Linked DNA regions of Homo sapiens: region 1 is linked to region 2. The links are chromatin contacts, found by POLR2A ChIA-PET in ENCODE. All regions are on one chromosome and are shown on one strand. Each heading gives the region's core, a stretch centred on a gene start or an enhancer-like site at or near the end of the contact. The rest is flanking DNA. Distances are from core to core; before and after follow the strand shown.

Region 1 (2,700 bases), core at 171-2,670, 220 kb before region 2:
TCTGACATCATTAACTAAAACTGGGTTAATGATTTAAAGATGAGAAAGGCCTGAAACTAAAACTTCTAAAAGAAGTAACATAGAGGAAAAGTTTTGTGACAATTGGTCATGAAGAATAGTGACATAAACAATGTAACATGTTATCTGAACTTAAACAAAAGGGGAAGTGGAGGGCCTGCTCCAAGAGAGAAGGCAGACACACAGGGGTGCACCTTGTCTGTTCTTATCTCCTGGCCACAGCTAATTCTGATTGAAAATGTAGAAATCTATTTGGTCTAATCTATTGTGCACAGCTTCTCTACCAGACTGGGGGACAGGGAGAGACACACTATTCATCATCCTAGGACACCACTCTCCCCCCATTAACCTCACAGAGCTTTACATGTTGAAGAGGCTTAGAAAATGACTAATGGAAAAATACCACATAAAAAAAGGATTGCTACAGACATTTAAGTCTCAAAAAATAACATATTTGCATATCTGTATTTATAGATGATTGTATAAATAGATTTATATACACATAACAAATCATAGATAAATAAGTAATCTGTATATGTAAATTTCTATACCTGCATTTTTATTTTCAAAATAGGTGAATTTTGAAGTATCTGTTTTTGGGGGCAGACTACAGCTACAGCAGAGTAATTTTTAAAATGTGCTCGATTTTCAAAATAAAAATGTTAAATCATAATAAAACTTCAAAAATTCCTGCAAAAACAAAAACGAAATGAAATGCCAAAAATAAATGCTTGGAAGCACCAAATAATCCAGTAAGTAGAAAAGATTCACTATGTATTTAATTGAATATGTGGGCCAGAAGAATGTTGGCATAGTTTTCTTTAACCATGAAGAACATAAATAAATATGCTTTAAAATTATTCCTATTCTCTACCCCTTCCAGCTCCCGTGATGTAAGGCACGTAAAACTGCAAAGGAAAAAAAAATTATATATATATATATATATATATATATATATATATATATATATATATCTTCTATTTTCAAACATACAGTTATAATATGTAAAATATTCAGAAACGTGCTCACACATACACAATGGAATTCATAATAAAGTTGAGAAAAATCTTCTCATCTCCAAAGAGAGCTCTAATAGTGAGGTATTTCCTAGAAGAAAGCAATGGCTCCTGAAATTGTGCCCTGTTGCTTTAATTCAAAGACTTCAGGATGTTTAAATAGTGTGTGTGTGTGTGTGTGTGTGTGTGTGTGTGTGTGTGTGTGTGTGTGTCTTCACCAAGAAAGAGACTGAAAGAAGAAACTTATAAAAAAAAAGTTACTTTTAAGGAGTTAGGTCTATATTCTTTTTTGTTAATGAATGTTATTGGTTTTCAATTTCAAACTATGCAAATTTTGAACTGCTTTCTTGGGGCAGACTTTACAGCTGCAGCAGAGAGCATGCCTGTCATCAGCCCAGTTGCTCAGTCACTGTCTCCATTTATAGTTGGGTTTGTAAAGTGTTCAAAATAGGAACTCTGGGTTTCTGCTGATCTTGAGTCATCAAAGAAAAGCAAAGCTTTATTCCCTCTTTCATTCAATGCCCATCTACGCTGACTTTTTTATGACTGGCATTATTGACGAGAAAAATCTGACCTTAAATTTTTTCTAGGTTCAAAATGCCTTTTCCACGTCCTCTGTAATAGAATGTTGGAGTCTTAACTGAGTATTTTTTAGGAATGTCTTGAACATACATATTTTAATAAATTGCTTAATGAGGAAACTATGTTTCTATTTAGTACTATTGGGACCACCTTCAAGCAGAAAGGTAAAGCCCCTCCACCAACAAGACAAGAATATCCAGGCTGCTTAAATTACAAAAGTAAATGACAAGTTTACCCTTTTAAAGACGAATATCCAAAAAAACAGAACAAAACAAAACACAAAAACCAACCAAACAAAAAGATACCACTCTATCCAAGAGCTTCTTGTAACTTAACAGGAAGCTAAATCTGGAACTATGAGATCCCTAGGAAACTATATTTGAGACAAATGATATGTGGAAAAGATAGCCATAAGAGTCAGGATTCAAATAAAAATGACAGCACACACCAACTAGGTCTTCTCAAGGATCTGATTTACACAGGTATTATGTACATGGCCCCATGTAATTGCAGAGGAGTCACGAAGGACAGGGAAATAATATGGAACTAGCAGAGGCAGAGCCGTCATCTCCTCTAGGTTCAGGACAAAGAGAGTACTGTGGAGGTGAAAATCTAGAGAAGGTCTGTGACCGTTCTTGACAGTCAGCTCGGAACTTCACAATCAGCAAGCCAGAGAAACATATGTGGCACAAGAGTTTATCAGTGTCTCTCAACAGAGTACTATGGTCTTCTTGAGTTTGACAGTAATGTATTTTGCTCCCTACCCGATAAATGATAACAGTGTCCTCCAGTCATTGTGACAGTTTATAAAAATGTGCCCATTCATTTCCAAACTCCCCATCAGGAGGTGGTTTCCTCTCTAGTTGAGAACCATTGGAAGTAAAATGTTAACCAAATGTCCCTGGGAATTTTTTAATCTTTATCTCTGGATCAACCTAGTTTACCAGAAAGCTATCTATCTGCATCAAATGGAATATTATCTTACGAAAAATAAAATGCTTCTTAAATCTTTCTGTGAAATTGTTACTAATGACAATACCCAATATATTGCTCAATAGCCGCTGAATAATGATTCCCTTTATTT
Region 2 (2,700 bases), core at 118-2,617:
ATTTCAGAGCTCAGTTAAAGGTTCATTTAATAGAAGGGGAAAACTGGCTTTGGATGTTTACTTTAGAATATAAAAAGTCTCAGCTTGCATTATTATCATTCTTCGGGGAAAATTCATACAACATTCAGAAGCTAGTAAGAAATATTTCCTTGACTTTTCTCACTGCAGTCTGACAACGATTTGGGCAAAAGAGGTTTATATACCTGCATACACAATGGATAACCACAGTCAGTTTCTAATATTCTGTAATGCCTAAAGATAACATTGGGAGCTCACATCTATTCCAATGTAATGTGAATTTTGAGGGGTTGTAATTAGGTCCCAGTGGAGGTAATATTTAGAAAGGAACAAGGTAAAAGAAATCATCTACTGAAAGACAGTAGAGAATAAATGGCTAATAAGGCAGAGAGATTATGTGTGTGTGTGTGTGTGTGTGTGTGTGTGTGTGTGTGTGTGTGCGCGCATGCTATGACTTAAGTGCTATCTACTGAAGGTGCACTTTCCAAGAGACTGAGCAACCACTTCTAGCAATTGGTGAGATCATTTCCTATTTCCTGATATGCCAGAGAACTTTCTTCCTAATTCCTTGGGTTTTCTCAATGTTGAAATACACATCAATCATTTCTCATACTTTTTTTTGTTCACCTATTGAAAAAAAGAATAAATTCTTCATTCCCTTGTGATATTATTCAAATCATGATAAAATTAAAATGGTGGGACTAGGAGTCAGGGTGAGGGAGAAGCCAAGTAAAATTTGACATACAAAAGAAGAATCATCTCAGTAGAGATAATTTTGGGGTTAAATGCATAAAGAAAGAAGAGTATACTAGCAACTTCATGAGAGACCGCACTCAGGTTAATCTTTTCTTCTCACATATTTCTAATGCAGACTTTATCACAAAGGACCCAGCCTACCTAGTGTTAGAATCTTCCTGTTAAAATATCTATATCCTCCAACAGATGCACAAACAGCTCCTTAGGGCAGAAACTATGCCTTTATCATCTTTTCCAGTCATAAAGCATGTTCCACAACGCCTGGTAAAGAGTCTCAAATATTTGCAGAATTAGATTAAACACTTGCTTCTTTGTAGAGTGAATCAGAGAAATCTGCAGAGATATGTAGCTAATTTTATTTTAGATAGCTTTCCATACCACAAGTATGGAACCTAAGTACAGTCCTCATTCTCTTATTTGTTTGTGACATTTTAATAGTGTTTGTAACTTACGTAAGTTCAGAAAGCACAGCAAGTCTTTCTGCTTTGTGGCCACACTCAGCCCAATTAACCCTCAGGGCCCATCCACCACCAGCAAGGGCCCTTCCCCTCTCAGCTCTGTCACGAGGAAGGAACAAATGAACCCTCTCTTCACACCCCCCCACACGCTTACTCAATCATCCAACAAGTCCTGTGTTAATGCAAAGAGAACTGAAATATCTGCCTTAAAAGAGATTTTGTAAAGTTCATAAATATCTCTGGTCCAAAGTAAAAAGTGAAACATTGAATAAAGAAGCTACAGCTAAAGCACTATGGGAAGGTGAGGGGTTCAGGGGAAGGAAATCAGTTCTCAATTGAGGTGGACAGATAGAAAGAAACCAGAGGAGATTCCATCAAGGAGTTACATTTCAGCAAGGCCATAAAGGATGTACTGTCTAAAATAAGTAAGCAACTAGATCCCTAAAGAAAATAGGGGTAGGTGTGTGTGAACATCCCAAGGAGAGGCAAAGTCTTGACAAGAAAGGCTGGGTACTGGTCTGTATCCTTTGATTGCTCCAACACCATCTCATTTGACCCATAGGGTAAACACACGAGGGACAGCAGCAAGATGTACTACATAGGGCATGCCTCTATCTCTCTGGCCCTTCAAATGCATCATGGAAAGGACTCCGGGACTTCTGAAATTTTTTTTTTTTTTTTTTTTTTTTTTTTTTTTTTTTGAGACAGAGTCTCGCTCTGTCGCCCAGGCTGGAGTGCAGTGACGCAATCTCAGCTCACTGCAACCTCCGACTTCGTGGTTCAAGCGATTCTCCTGCCTCAGCCTCCCAAGTAACTGGGATTACAGGCATGTGCCACCATGCCTGACTGATTTTTGAATTTTTAGTAGAGGCGGGGTTTCACCATGTTGGCCAGGATGCTCTCAATCTCCTGACCTCATGATCTGCCCGCCTCAGCCTCCCAAAGTGCTGGGATTACAGGCGTGAGCCACTGCGCCCAGCCTTCTGAATTTTTTTCTTCTGAATACCTAGACAACTGAAGATGGTTTGAGTCCCTTCGTAAATACCTGGATCATCAGGGTTGCCCATCTGCTAAGTGATTCTGTCCCCATTATAAGCCATATATATATGGTGTGTACACATGTATGTAGATCTATACACACACACACACACACACACACATGCACATACATACACTACCATAACTAAAAAGGCAAACAGACTTGGAAAAAATGTTTGGAACAAATAGGTCAGGCAGAGAGTTAATAAATATTTTGGATCCCAAATAAAGAAAGAAGGCATAAACTCAATAGATCAAATGGGCAAGGGCAAGAATTTACACTTCATAAAACAATACATAAACTTCGTCAAAGACACATGGAGCAAAATATTTCTAATGGTCAGAGAGGATGAGAATTAAAACAATGGAGTACCATTTTCAATATGTTGGGTATCCTATTAGCAAGAACTAAAGAAAAGAAACCATACTT

The links. ChIA-PET counts read pairs that join two places held with the same protein, here RNA polymerase II (POLR2A).
Region 1: POLR2A ChIA-PET joins it to region 2 with 11 read pairs in BJ. The contact joins two enhancer-like sites. POLR2A ChIA-PET finds 5 or more read pairs at or near these places in 3 of 52 experiments (BJ, WTC11 and activated CD4-positive, alpha-beta T cell).

Annotation. Positions count from the first base shown.
Region 1 is chr3:188,605,663-188,608,362 of GRCh38, reverse strand. All of the region lies in intron 6 of LPP (LIM domain containing preferred translocation partner in lipoma), which reads right to left. LOC124906316 (a long non-coding RNA gene) reads left to right here. Exons shown (of 5, transcript XR_007096213.1): 4 at 593-770. Among named protein-coding and RNA genes, the nearest start is that of LPP-AS1, 38 kb to the right of the region's middle. Within about 2 kb of position 1,420, at least 3 of the 41 ENCODE cell types and tissues checked have a DNase peak (open chromatin) inside an H3K27ac peak, as active enhancers do.
Region 2 is chr3:188,384,023-188,386,722 of GRCh38, reverse strand. The region is part of intron 3 of LPP (LIM domain containing preferred translocation partner in lipoma); the gene reads right to left. Among named protein-coding and RNA genes, the nearest start is that of LPP-AS1, 180 kb to the left of the region's middle. Within about 2 kb of position 1,367, at least 4 of the 41 ENCODE cell types and tissues checked have a DNase peak (open chromatin) inside an H3K27ac peak, as active enhancers do.